Regions from separate parts of the Mus musculus genome. Here all the other regions are linked to region 2. A link is a loop called in an ENCODE intact Hi-C map of the cell type or tissue named here. Cell type or tissue: heart. All regions are shown on one strand.

The links. Hi-C counts contacts between places; a loop is a spot of excess contacts. Peaks named below come from ENCODE experiments on the same cell type or tissue, not always from the same donor. Only the 100,000 strongest peaks of a DNase experiment are listed, where the experiment ranks them.
Region 1: it touches region 2 in a loop (2.2-fold over the local background); 9 of 42 quality-filtered maps call a loop at or near these places.
Region 3: it touches region 2 in a loop (1.9-fold over the local background); 8 of 42 quality-filtered maps call a loop at or near these places.

The regions. Positions count from the first base shown.
Region 1 is chr13:109,613,948-109,618,947 of GRCm38, forward strand. All of the region lies in intron 3 of Pde4d (phosphodiesterase 4D, cAMP specific), which reads left to right. Among named protein-coding and RNA genes, the nearest start is that of Gm32703, 180 kb to the left of the region's middle. In heart, a CTCF peak has its summit at 2,165 (motif pointing right); no DNase peak of the experiment used is centred here.
Region 2 is chr13:109,682,977-109,687,976 of GRCm38, forward strand. The region is part of intron 3 of Pde4d (phosphodiesterase 4D, cAMP specific); the gene reads left to right. Among named protein-coding and RNA genes, the nearest start is that of Mir1904, 220 kb to the right of the region's middle. In heart, a CTCF peak has its summit at 3,027; DNase peaks (open chromatin) are centred at 2,655 and 2,985; H3K4me3 peaks cover 3,196 bases; H3K27ac peaks cover 2,890 bases.
Region 3 is chr13:109,734,260-109,739,259 of GRCm38, forward strand. The region is part of intron 3 of Pde4d (phosphodiesterase 4D, cAMP specific); the gene reads left to right. Among named protein-coding and RNA genes, the nearest start is that of Mir1904, 170 kb to the right of the region's middle. In heart, a CTCF peak has its summit at 2,249 (motif pointing left); no DNase peak of the experiment used is centred here.

The DNA of each region.
Region 1 (5,000 bases), 69 kb before region 2:
ATGTAATGTAAATGGAGAAGAACTAAAAGCTTAGGCTGGCAGATGCTAGGAATTTCCAGAAAGGAAGTCAGGCAGTCTTTGTTGTAAAGAAGGCCCTAGAGGCAAGACTTGAAGATACTCATGGGGGCTTGGGGGTGCACAGACAAGAGAGAGCACACAGAGGGTGGGGAGTGGCTGGAAGATCCTTACTGCTTTCCAGCAATGGCTAGATGGCCAGTGAGGCTGCTGGGAGGGACAAGTAGTGTGGTCAGGGGCTTTGTATAGTTTTCATGAGACACAGTGGCAGATTTGGTCACTAGAGAACACCACTGCCAGCCATTTTGGCGTTGACATACATTTTTAAAAAGTGTAACTTGTTATTTACAGAAAACTGTGTTTAAGAACTAACTACATACTTATAAAAAATTGCATTATCTATTATAAATTTAATTCTTTATTTTGAGATTTATTGCTTTTCTTTTTCTTTTTCAGGTAAGTCTGGATACTTTTTTTCCCCCTTGTGGATTGAAGGTATGGTGTTAATTTGCCCTGAATTTTATTTTCGTTTCTCTTGACACTTCACAAGAAAGTTCACTGTCGTTACTGTAGCTTAGAAGCAATGCTGTTGGTTTCCATTACTTGGTTTGGATGTTTGTAAGTCTCTGCAGTGTCTTGTGCTTGGGTGTATGTTTAAAGGGTTGTATAAACTGTCTGGCCAGGCTGTTGCTTCTGTGTATCTTTGACGGGGGTGGGGGGTGGAAGGGTGATGACCAGGATTCTAATGGAAATCAGATTTAAAGTTAGAAAGGGAAAATGCATTCCCTTCTTGAGAAACATTACGAAAAGCTTGAATAAACTATGCAGTGGTCATTTCAAACGTGATGGGGGAGGGGAATTTCAATAAAGGTACAAGGTACACGAAAGAGCCATGAGAAGACCTGCGATTTGAACCAGATAAGTTGAATAGCCAGTGACGTTCCCACACAGAGCTACCACCTTCTCTTGGTGCCCTCTACCCTTGATATACATAAAATACCAATCGCATAAGAATTGCCTCAAACACAAATTCAGATACACTCTGTATTTGTAATAAGTGGTATATTAGGGTACAGAAATACTGTGTGTATATCTAAACATAAAATAATGCTTTCTTTCTAAGTGTATAAAAATGGAGGTGTTGATCAGTTGTGTTCCGGCTAATCAATAATATATGGATGCTGCAGTTTGCATTTAGAGTGTCCCGAAAGGGCTATTGTAATAAAGACGTGTCTGATCTAGAGAGTAGCAGAGGAACCTTTAAAAGATACATCCCTGTCATACTTCTTTGGGTCACTGGGATGTACCCTTAAAAGGGGTGCTGGAACTTGAGGCCTTTTCTGCCAATGAGTGGTTTGGTTTGCCCACAGTCCCTCTGAAATATGCTGTCTCACCCAAAACAACAGGGCTAACTGGCGTGGTCAAGAATGCCCCCAAACTGTGTGTAACCTTTCTGGCTTGGCTGGTTGTCTCGGGTACAATCCTAAGGACAGGAAGCTGCTACCACAGTGAGTTAGCACAAGGATCTGAAAGTTTGTCTGGCTCTGGTCTTATTGGGTGAAGACCTTTGATCTTATTTTGTTCTTTCTGATATAATCGCAACAAAGTCATCAGGATCAGGTGTATATCATCTCAGTGAGCACATATTACAAGAATTATGACAGCTCGCGTTTCATTAAGGAAGTAAGTGCTTGGTCACCGAACCAAAAGCCAATTGCCTGACTTAGAACTATCTATTTTTACTAGGGTCTCGGGGGTTGATAGAAAGGAATGGCATTTTTTTTTTAATTTCTAAAATGTTAACAGTCTCTAACGTAATACTGAATTCTCTGGCCCAAGCAAGGGTCACCTGATGCAAATCCAGATAGTAAAAGATTTTGCACTGTCAGCCAGTAAGTCAATATTCAACTCTGTCCTGAAGAAAAAATGCAGTTGTCCACATATGACCCTTTAGAGGGCTGTGGCACATGTGCCAATAAGGCTTTGTTCATTAAAAATGAAGGCGGCAGGCGCGGCAAGATTTGCTCAGTGGTAGGTGGTATTGCAACTTGACTGTTCTTGTGAAACGAGGGATTTTTAAATTGCAGAATGAAAAGCAAGGTAGTCCCATCTGAACTCTGAGTTAACCTTCTCCGAAGTGTTTGTGAATTCAAACACTAGAGGGCACAAAAGGATATGTTTAAGTCAAGGACTTCTCTTCAACAGAACGTTACAATTAGGAAAACCTGCCTCAAGTAAAGCCTTGTGCCCCCATGGGCATGATTTTTCTGAAATGCTGACCTGCAGCTCTCTAGTCCTCACAGAGCACAAGAAACGGCAGCGGCTGACTTCTGGGTCTCTTTAATAACAACCTCCTGGCTGGCTTTCTTTCCTTCACTTTTATCGCTCTCAGCCTTTTATAAAATATGGTCCACATAACTACTCATGGTGGGATTTTTTTCATTTTCCTATCGTATAAGAAATCACTGTCTTGTTATTCTCAGTACTGACTAATTATCATGGAGTGAACTCCCTGTAACACACAGCAAGTTATGTCAAATGATCTTACATTTGCAAAATTTTTTAAAGTATGAATCATGCATACAAATGTAGTTTGCTACATTAATTTTTAAGCTAACTCAAGGTATTCTTCTTAGGAAAATAAATAAAAATCATTACATACCTCAGGCTCTAAAATTAAGCCTATTTTTTTATTATTATTTCTGCTTTAAAGGGTTTGAATTTTAGAGATCTTTTGAGACTTTAAAAATATAAGTGTTCAAAGATAACCATCCAAAATTAGTTGTACTATGGATGTCATGGAACATAAATATACCATATGAACTAATGTTTAGATAAATTTTGGTATTGTATCAAGGCATCAACTACTAATTTTATTTTCACATGTTAGATAATATGAGGAAATGCTTCTTGTAAAATAAGAAGTAGAATAGAATCTAAAATTAATCACAGACATTAAAAATCTCAATTAAATATTAAAATTAGATGCATAAACGCATCTGTTTACATACAAAAATGAAAATGAGCCAGATTTCCAATTTAGTTCTAGTAGGGATGATTTTCATTTCTCTTGTTCATCTCATTTTTCTGTAATTTCTAAACATGCTTTCATGAATATTCATCATTCACATTGGGCTAATGTGTGTTGTTCAAACAGGAGCCTGTTTTAGCATCGCAATGTCCGTGGTTTTGGACATGATGCTTAGGTCAGTGCTAGAGACAAGGATCAGGGTATGAGACTGCATTCTGCTTCAGAGACTATTGGAGTGGAATCTTGTAGCCAAGCAGATACATCATGAGAATCAACCTGCTAATCCCAGAGGGGGATGATTTGTCTCAGGTTCTACATTGTGGAAGAGTGACCATACACTGAGAAAGGAGAGTGGCCAGAGATTGGAGAGAGGAGACTGGGAAAGCAAGGCCAGCGAGAAGAGCATATAAAATTAATATCTAGTATACGTTGTCCCTGTGCTCTGTGGAGAGTACTAGAACGTGTCAAAGAGAGATAGTGCTTGCTTAGTTGTGTTCTTGACCTTCCTCTTCCTCTTCTTCCTCCTCCTCCTCTTCCTCCTCCTCCTCCCTCTTCCTCTCCCCCTCCTCCTTCCCCTCCTCCTTTCCTCCCCTCCTCTTTTCTTCCTCCCTCCCTCCTTCTCTCCCTCCCTCCTTTCCTCCTTCCCTCCCTCCTTCTCTCCCTCCCTCCCTTTCCCCATCTTCCTTTCTCTCTCATGCACAATCCCTCTCCCTAATTCTCTCCCTCCTCTCTCCCATTATACATCTCTTTCCCTTTAACACACACCCCATTCTTGTCTTTCCCTACATATGGACATATGTGCATAGAAGCTAAGGACAGGCAACAGGAGAGCCAAGATCTATGCTAAGTTGGACTTCTAGACCCAAAATTCTTAAGAATGTCCTGGCACACAGACAACAAGAAGTCTCAGAAATAACATCGCACAAAGCAAAATTTTAGGACACTTCAGTTCACTGTTTTTATAATTTTTTTAAGTAGAATGAATTATCTTCTCAGTATATAGAAACTTTTCACTTTTAAAACTCATTTTTAGAGCTGTAATATTTTAAAGCTTTTGAATATTTTAAAGATTGAGAAAACTGGACAACTTGATGGACTAGTCAAAAGCTGGAACAGAAACTAACTAGCTTTAGGCGTTTGAATGAGATGTTCCCCATAAATCCCTGGCATTTGAATACTTGGTCCCCAGTTGCAGGCACTGTTGGGAACATGTAGGAGTTGTGGCCTTTCTGGAGAAAGTATATCACTGGGAGTGGACTTTGACTTTTAAAAAAATCTGCATGTCATTCCCAGGTAGGTCTCTGTTTCTTCCTGGTGGTTCCAGATGTGAGCCCTAAGCTCTCAGCACCCCGCCCACACTGTACCTACCATGTTACAGAATGTATCATTCTCTGTAAGCCCCAAATAAACCCTTTCTTCAAGTTGTCTTGGTCCTGGTGTGTTGTCAAAACAATAGAGATGTCACTAATACGCTCACTAACTCCAACAAACAACTGGCGTGGGACCTAAAAATACAGAGCTACAGGCTAATAAGCCTTAGGTCTGTGGCAGCTAGGTGCTTGTTTAGACATTCCAAATGATGTACCGAATTGTCAGAAAGATCTTAGGTCAGGTACGGAGAATGGCACTAGATGGTTACTAGGAAGGCTGAAGGTAGCCCAAGATGATCTGACCCTGGACTTGTCCATTCCAAACCCCCTACAGTCGGTCATTGATGTTTTAATCCACTCATCAACCTTGCCGAAGGTTTAGTGAAGAACATAGCCTCTTTCCAGCAACTTTTGCTCACGTATCTCTAAGTTCTTAAATCCTATACATTTTTTTTACTCCCTTTTAAAAATTTAAATGAATTGACATAAATAAAATGACAGATTTAAATAGTCATTTGGACTTGTTTTTTAAAACAAACAGATAAACAATATGATAAGTGTGTGTCGATACCCTCAAGTGATAA
Region 2 (5,000 bases):
CAGATTTCCCAGCTCAGTACTTGTTTCTGGGTGAGCGGGGAAGCCGTGCAGTAGCCCCTATGAGACTGGAACTCAGCGTTAGTAGAGGCCCCCTGGCAGCTGGGTGGCGGGGCCTTCTGAGAACGGTTTTTGGATGGTAGGGTAATTGTAGGTGAGTAAGTTACTTGGCTCCTGCTGTGTGTGTGACAAAGAAGGGTGTGGCAGTAAAGTAAGTTATCTCACTGAGACAGTATCCTCTCTGCGGATAGAGGACCGCAGGGGTGATTACTCCTGGAGAGCTTAGTACTCCGCACGCAGACCCTGAACTTTCTGGTCAGCATTATCTTTCTACGGGACAACCAGGAGATGTTTGGTAAACCTGGAAACAAGGAAGATGTTTGGTAAACCTGGAAACAAGGAAAAGGGTTCTACACAGAACTGCTTAATCTTATTTAGGTTGGAGTTTTCCCTCCTTTGAATCACTTTTAAGTTCACAAAATAAATAAGGGTAAACCATCCATAAACACCCTACTCCCCCATTACACACACACACACACACACACACACACACGCCAGTAGTGTCTTCCCTGCCTTCTTTGGAATTTATAGAAATATGTGTTTAACAGTATGAACTAACCAGTACCCCGGAGCTCTTGACTCTAGCTGCATATGTATCAAAAGATGGCCTAGTCGGCCATCACTGGAAAGAGAGGCCCATTGGACACACAAACTTTATATGCCCCAGTACAGGGGAACGCCAGGGCCAAAAAATGGGAATGGGTGGGTAGGGAAGTGGGCGGGAGGGTATGGGGGACTTTTGGGATAGCATTGGAAACGTAATTGAGGAAAATACGTAATAAATAAAAAAAAAAGAAAAGAAATATGTGTTTAGGGAACCTGCATGAAATATACTAATGTATGAGCAATATTCTAAAGACGGTCAGGTCTAAGAAGGCCTGACTGTCCCTGGGCAGTACAGGAAAAGTGGGAGGCTTATGGAGAGAAGCTGTCAGGAAGCAATTTGTTGACATTTACTTTATGAAGTCTGAGAATCCCCAGAGAAGACAAAATCGCCAGTGGCCACTGAGGTGCGAACAGCCTGTTATTGTCATCAGAGGCCCCAGTCTCCGCCGACTTCATTCCTTCTACATCAGTTTTCCAAGCTGTTTGGGTGGGTCACAGCCACAATCCAGCATCCTGTCTCCAAATGCTAAATAAATACCAAGTTCACGTCAGACTGGCGAAGCAATGCTTGGCTAATGTCATTGAAGATTCCGAATGCTTAGTTACGCTTGATAATTCACCTTCAACATAATTGAAGTCGGCACACCCAGAGGAACATATATCCTTTGTGTAAATGTTCAGACGGATAGGAGAGAAGGCGTGGAAATGTTACTTCTGTCAGGAGCAACTGGGACCAGCTTACAGAGAAGCTACCATAAAGAAGAGTATTTTTTTCTTACGTACTTAAAAATTCTAATTAAAATATAATTACATCACCCCTTCCCTTTCCTTTTTCCAATCTGTATGTCACCTCTTATTACCTCTCAAATTCTTTTTCTTAGATTTTTTTTTACATATTTATAAGTACAAACATATATAAATGCTACCTACTGCATTTGTTTAGTGTAATATGTATATTATATATATATATATAGTACGCACGTGCGTGCGCGCGCGCGCACACACACACACACACACACACACACACACATACACATACACATGACGTCACGGATAACCACTTGGTATTGTACCACTAATTACTTCAGATGCTACCCGTGGGGCAAGAACAGGTCTTGAAAATAGTAAAGATTAGGAATGACACAAAGTCCCTTTCTGAAGCACTGTTAAAAGCCAAGTGACCTAAGTCTCCATACACAAATCAATGACATTTATGTGTCATTAAAAAAAAAAATTAGGGTCCTAAAACAGCAAGAAGGCAGCTGTAGTGCATGTAGCCTCTTGCCCAACAAGTTACATTCGATTTCTTAGCTTAAATACCCCAGCTGCACCTCATTCAAGGAGGCCTGCTACCTTGATGCTTTGTGGAATTTCCAAGGGCCAATTCACATATCGGCACAAATAAAGCATGGCTTGGTTTTTTTTTTTTTTTTTTTGTTTGTTTTGTTTTTTTGTTTTCTTTTTTCTGTATAATGGAAATGACTTTCTGCTGAGTCTTCAAGTCCCCTTAGCTTCTCTGTTCACGTTGCCACGTGGTAGCAGGAGAAAAGTGATTTTGAGGTAGTTTCTTTGACTTTTGATAGAGAAGAAAAGTTCAATGGCTAGGGGTGTGTGCCTTAAAAAGGTGCTCAGGGAGGGGGTCCTTTCTGAATAACACAGACAGCTGCTTTTCCAGAGGAGGGCATGGCCTTGAAAATCTCCAGAGCTCTGCTGTCTGCGTGGCTGCTTTGCTGTCCTGCATTCTGCATTCAGAGTTCCGCCCCTTTGCTTTGTAAGTCAGCAATTGACCAGGCCGGGTTGGGCGCTTTTTTTTTTTTTTTTTTTTTTTTCCTCCCTTTCTCACTTCCCTGCGATGTTTTGAACTGCCTTCTCACAGACGTCATTCAGCCCTTGAGGAATAGTTTCTGCCTGGTGAGACTGGATGGTAATTCTCATTCACAAAGACTCGCAGCCGCGTTCTCAGGGGACACAGCGGATATTGGCTTGGCAGGTACCTCGGGCCACCCAGCCCACGGAGCTGTGCTCCTCCAGCGGACTCCTTTGCGCTGCAGAGAGCTTTGTCCCTGCGGTTGATCGCCCTGAAATGAAACTTCCTTGACAGCTCGCCCTCTGCGTGTCACCAGGCTGCCAGGCACTTTCCTTTTGCTCTACCTGAGTGAGTGCCCAGGGGAACAAACCTCTAAGTCCGTTGTTATGGAATTGCAGAAAAGAGATTGAGTGACCGGTTCGCTGGGCTGGCTTCCCTTGTGACCCAGATGAAGAAGAGATTCAAAATTCAGTTCCTCTGTGGGCAAGGCAGGCAGAGAAGGAACTCCCTTCGGAAGAGCCCGGGCTTGGGCATGAAAGAGGAAAGCCCGCCTGCTGCCGGCGACACTGAGAGCTGAGGCAGGAGGCAGCCTTCCCAGCCCGTGGCGAAACCTCCAAACCTTCTTTGTGGAGAGCCCGCTGATGAATATTGATCAGAAGACTTGAACATTTCCCTTTCCCTTTTTCATTTTGTGTCTCCCCTCTTCAAAATGAGCATTATAATGAAGCCAAGATCCAGGTCTACAAGTTCCCTGAGGACAACGGAGGCAGTTTGGTAAAGTGCTACTTTCTCCTTCTTCCCCTTTAAGACTGACATAGAACTCAAGTGCTTAGTAATTGCTGATGAGGTGTGATGTGAAAGCTTTCAGGGAAAACTTATTACTGGCAGCCCCCTTACATTCCTGATTTTCCTCCTTAACCTGTCTGTTCTATCCAGTGTGTGTGTGTGTGTGTGTGTGTGTGTGTGTGTGTGTGTGTGTGTAACTCCTTATGGGCCATAGTCATTTATCTAAGAGTCACTTTTAAGGGAGAGAAGAAAGCAGTGGGGTTTTGTTTTGTTTTTGTTTTTTGTTTTTAATGAAAGCTTGCTAGTTCTCACTGTCTGATTTGGTGGCCTATTTTCTCCCTCCTTTTTGAGAACTGGAAAGGTTGCCTTGGCTGCTGCCAAGGGTTAGGAGTTAATGATGCTAGAGATCTTTTATGACTTATAGAAAAAGCACCTGGAAGATAAAACCACGAGGCTAAACACGAGCATATCAAATTCTTTCTCAGCCAAGCACCTCCTCTTCACTTTGTTAGTAATATGTTGTAGGTAATATAAAAGTTTTACTTTAGTGAAATGTGAGTCCACTTCAACTGAATCTAATATACATTCTATTTTTCCCTAATCCTAATTTGATATGCTCATATACATCTGGTCGTTAGAGAAAACTTCCCAATAAAATTAGTTTGGGCTCTAGAATAGCTATTTATAGAATTCTCTATGGCTAATTCTGAGGGAAATCCTTTCCGTTAACAGTTGTAAGTGAACAAATCAGCTCACTTCTTGGATGTGGAAAAAAAAATCATGCTCGGGAAAGGGAAATAAAAGCAAAGACTGAGGTAGCATCAGGCAGGCAGTGAAACTCAGGATGTATTATGTAAGCAAACAAACTCACATGGAAATACATGAGTTATCTGCATAGGATGCCCAGCGCTGGCTGACTGCTGCTTTTCATACCAGCACTTCATAGTAGCCTGGAAATAAAAATGCAGCCCTCCATTGTATTTCTGTGAATTTTAAGAAATTCCAGAAAAAGAATCTCCTTCTTATGATGTTGACCATTCCTTTTTAAAGACTACATTAGATAGCTTTATGAGTTGATTGTGAAAGAAAACTTTGTATCTGCAGATATGTTTGTTTGCAAGGTCCTTTTTTTTCCCCCTATTCCCCAACAAAAAAATTACTGGGAACACATAAAATTCTTTTATAAATTTATGTAGCTAATGTAAACCTCTGACACGGCAGTCAGATTATACATGGGTTTCACACATTTATGATTTATATCACCAATAAGTGGAAAAAAAGATCTCAGTTAAATAAATAGCCTGAAGATTTATTTTTAACTCCAGGGCTCAAGTGACAATAATTTATTTATTTCAGCTGGCTGTAGTTAGTAACACAGACAAGCCTTGTGCTTAAGTCATTGTCACAGACTGTTCTATTATGTTAAGCTATCTGAGATAGTCAACAAGTAGAGCCACAATTCGAAAGACTCATTAAAATACTGATTTGCTGGGGAGTCCCCTTAACCTTAAAACAAAAGAGAAAATCTACATGGTGTTGCTGTTAAAGTGATCTTTGTATAATAACTGAATGTCACTGTAACGTTTCTGATCTCTAGAGAGAACTGTGAACTACGGAAGCATCTCTGGTTAAGCTTACATGTGACTGAAGACCATTGATTAACTGCTTGATTGAGTACATCCCTGTATGCTTCAAATAATTAGAACTGTGAGCGTTATGGGACTAGAAACAGTTCTTCCTTTTA
Region 3 (5,000 bases), 51 kb after region 2:
CTAGGGAACTGTGGTGGCCCCTTCCATTAGTGAGGATGTGATATGCAGAAAGCAGAATGTGGGGCACACAAAGCACCCCCCCAAAACTTATCATCATTGTCAATGTCGTTATTATGATCGGATACTTTGCCCCCTCGATTCTTTTGCCACGTTCCCAAGCTTCAGATTATATTGTGTCTTGGGCTTCACCTGACTGGCTGTGAGTCTGGTGGGAATTCAGCAGGCCTCTGTGTGAACCAGAGGATGCTTAGGAAACTCACCACTCCTTGTCTCCTTGACGCACCCCCCATCTCTCTCTCTCTCTCTCTCTCTCTCTCTCTCTCTCTCTCTCTCTCTCTCTGTGTGTGTGTGTGTGTGTGTGTGTTTATTAATACCAAGGACTGTGGATGAAACCATGTTTCAAAACCGAGCAGCTCATCTCAAGTCATTTCTGTTTTCAGCATAAAATAGCTCTCAGTTTAAATGAAGCTAATTTTCAGAAAGCTAAGCCCATAATAGGTAGTCTCACGTTTCCTTGATTTGTAGCCCACAGCGTGAAGCAAGAACTGACTTTTGTTGTTTCTACCGAACAAGACCTCTCTGAAGGTGTGCCCCTCCTTCTCATAGTTGAAGGGTTTAGTTAAGAAGCCTTTTATTTGGGAGGGGCTCCCCCCTCTTCCTTTGGTTCTCGATTTATTTTCTATTTCGTGGCTATTCTACTTTCTCCACAGTCGCAGAAAGAACACCTTTATTTTTACAAATGAAGCCACATGAATGTAATGAGATTTACCACATCTCAGACCTGGGTATTGGTTACTAAATGGCCATGTATCTTTCCACACATCTCTTTATAGCGATCTGACGTGGGCACGCCTTGGCCTGGTTTCTATTCACACTCCCAGCCTACCTGTTGGCTGTACCATACAATGTTGCCACTTTTTTTTTTTTAATGTCCCCATGGCTTTTTAGTGCCAGCCCATGAATGCAGTCTATCTCTGTGTCCTGTTCAAATACATTCACTACAACCCTTTGCCAAGCTTGCTTCTGTTGCTCCCCTTTGAGCATCTTCAGCTATGCCTGGGCTCTCTACTCCTTCCTTGCACTAAGCTTCCTTTATATCTGTTGTCTCTTGGCATATCTGATTTCCCAGTTCATACAGCACTATGCTTTATTGTTTGGGGACTATTCATAACTAGTGCTATTCATTTGGCCTTTGTTCCTTTGTAGATTTTTTACTGCCTCATTGAGAAATGTTATGCTTCATATATCTGTGCCCCCCCCCACACACTATTAATCTAAGAACAAAGAACTATGCAAGCTTGTTCACTAAATTCTTCATTATATAAAACCTTTCTATAATGTTATTCACCACTGTTGATATTTGGTAATACTTTGAGCTAAGTGTTTTCAGTACTCTAGCTTTTGCTTGATGATGAATGTTGGTTAAAGAAGCACTTACTATACTGGAAAGCTGGATGCTGATGGAACCTCAGACTAAATGCCTACCTCCCAAATCACTCTAGTCTGAGAAAACTTGCATTCCCCAAATGTAAAAGGCTTTCCCAGCCTACCACTGATATCAATGGTGCTTTGCTTAGTATAACGGACATTGAGTGATGTACTGTGGAGGATCAGTGATGTCTTCCTGAGTAATTTTAAAGTAAAGGCCCAATAGAATATCAGTTACTGATCTCAGCCTCTCCTCCCCAGCCTGGTCCTAGGGCAAACTCTTCACCATGTGTGCATGGTGTGTGCCTTTAGTCCCAGCTACTCCAGGGACTGAGGCTGGAAGGTCACTTGAACCTTTAAGGTTTTTTATTTGTTTGTTTGTTTTGTTTTTCTTTTTTGTTTTTCAGTTTGGTTTTTCGAGACAGGGTTTCTCTGATTAGCCCTGGCTGTCCTGGAACTCACTTTGTAGACCAGGCTGGCCTTGAACTCAGAAATCCGCCTACCTCTGCCTCCCAAGTGCTGGGATTAAAGGCGTGCGCCACCACCGCCCGGCTTGAACCTCTAAATTACAGACTAGTCTGATCACTCTTTGAAAAAGAAAGAAATGAATTCCGTTTCAAAGTAAAGCTCATGCAAATGTTTCACAGATTGGTATAGTTTTAATAATTATTTATAGCAGTTTAATAGTTTTTTGTGGCATTATCTTAGGTAATATTTAAGAGGTTTGCATGAGTCTTTAATAGGTAATTTAGACCTTCCTATTACTTTATAATAGGTTCTCTATATTTAAGAGCATTCTCTCCATCTAGTGGACAAAGTGTTGTATTACATCTGCAAACAAATGGCAAAGTCCAGGTATAATTTACTCACTTAGTAAATGTTTTGATTTCCATGGTAGCATTATTATCAAAATATTTTAAGATATTTAGTAATATGATTTTTCAAAAATCTACAATAGGGCGTCTATATACGTTTAGATTTTCTTAATGGAATTGAAAAAAAAGAACATTGTATTTAAAAACATAAATTAATGATTGGGGGAGGGGGGAGAATGATTCAGTTGGCATTGATCCAGTTAAACTGAGAAAAAGCGAACCCCGAAGCCCATCCTTCCATCTTCTTTATTGTTCCTAGGATATGGAGACAGAAGCCTCCTTCTGCTCCACTTAACCCTAACATCATCCTGCTAATAATAAGAGGAAGCTTGCACAGATGCTTCGAATAAGAGGAAGCAGGCACAGATGTTTTGTAGAGCATTTCCATCCTTAGATCCTCCGTGACTCTCTCCTTAAAGGGAAATATATTCTCATCCCTCACTACTCTTCTGAGCAGGGTCTTCCCAATGCGTATTGAGTAATGCTAAAAGCTCACTTTACTTACTACTCCTCTACGGAACATCACAGGTTAGCCCGGACTGAATTAATACTATTGCTTTTATGGTTTTTAATCACAGTATACTCATAGTAAGTGTTTGAAAAATGTGTGTTTTATAAATAGCACCCAAAAAGAGCTTTCCTAATTCCCCTGATAACACTCTTTACTACCTACACCCCTGCCTTCCCTGGCTGTCCTGAGGATAGCCAGTGTGCTGAAGAGCATGTCACACCTACCTGGATGAGCCCAAGCCCTCTTGTTTGGTCCACAGCTACTGACTCATTCGTGCCTCGTGGAATCATGTATTCTGTCAGGGAGGACTTCAGGAACAATACACAATAAAGCCTTAGCTCACTGACTTCTGTCAATCAGCTTTTCCAGAACCTACCGTCTTTGTCTATAAAGTGAAGGTTTAATTAGATAATCCTCCAGTGTCTTGGCAGGACCAAATAAATATATTTATAAGATGACACAATTCTAACAAAATTATTAAAAGGTTGGAGACATGGTTCAATTGATAAAATCCTTCACACACACACACACACACACACACACACACACATCCATACACCACACACATCACCACATACACACAAAGAAAATTTGAAGTTGGAAAACAGTTTTCTGATTACCTAAGCTACACTATACCATCTCCTGTTTTTTGTTTATTTGTTTGTTTGTTTGGTTGGTTGGTTTTGTCTTTTCTTTCCTGCTTAAAGGTTTGATTCGGGTGATGCATAGATGATCAATGATTCAGTGTTCCCTACCTCCCCAGCTTAGCTTACTTAGAACACTTGATAGGTGACACTGCGTATGAATAAATCTAGGAAAGAAAATTAGAAAATGTTTTAACCTAATGGGCCATAAAGTGTGTGTGTGTGTGTATGTTTGAAGAAGTGGTTGCACATGCACATGGGCATGCTAAAAATAAACCCCAGGGCATTGTGTATGTAGGGCAGCACTGTACAATTGAGCTGCATGTTCAGTTCTGGATAAAGATTCTAATGGGGCCATGTTGATAACAGTTTAATTTGAATTCATTTGTGCATTCAATAATTTCCTTTAGCTACACACCCCCTGGCCTATCCCAGGCTGTCACTCTCTTTTCTCAAGAATAGATGAGACTTGAGTTTGATGTTGATTGATGTCTCACTAGAAAAGTTTTTTTTTCTTTTTCTTTTTTTTTTTTTTGAGAAAGTCTCTGTGGGTTCTAATGACTATTCTACTGAAAACTGCATATATGGCTATTTTTTGTCCTCCAACTCTAAATTCTGTACTGAACTCAATGCATTTCATTTCTTCTATGTTCATTTACCTCACTTAGTACAGGGGTTTGCTGTTCTGGGTTATGGTGCTGGAGGTTGAACACAGAGCCTATTGTGTGTCAGTCATTTGACTCTACCATTTATCTATGCTTCTAGCCCCAGTAAAAGACAGAGACATCACATATACCTACACCTACACCTACACCTACACCTACACCTACACCTACACCTACACCTACACCTACACATGCATGTACACATACAGGATATGTCCTTTGGGAATTGGGTAGAACATGTTTTGGTCATATTCACCCTCTCTCCTCCAAGTCTTCTCATATTCATCCCTTTTTGCTTTCACACCCACCTTTACATCTCTCTGAATCCAGGTCAATATGTTCTACCCAAGTATTTTAGGATAACGTGGCTTTCCACGGAAGCATTGTACGTTTATTAGGGGCTGCACTCTTGGAGACAACTGATCCTCCCTCTCTCAACAGCCACTCACAATTACTGTTCCTCAGCTAAGAGGGACACTTTGTCCACTCCCAACTCCATTCAGGGCTTTGGTCTGTTTTAGATTTGCACAAGTGTTGTGCATGCTGTCACCACATCTGTGAATTCATATTGCAGCTACCCTGTTGTATCCAGAAGATATTTTGTTGTACTCATCTACTATTGATGGCTCTAATAGTCTTTCCTCCTATTCCCTTCTACAGTTGTTCTTGAGCCTTTGGAAGAGGGATACAGGACATATGCTCCACTTAGAGTTGGGAATGCTGGAGTCTCATACTGTCTCTCCCTAGGCCAGTTGTGCATTTCAGGGTCATTCACCATCTATTGCAAATAGTCACCGACCCTAAGATGAAGGATGAGAGATGCACTAATCTATCGGTATAATGATACATCATTAGGAGTCAATACCTTATTCATTTA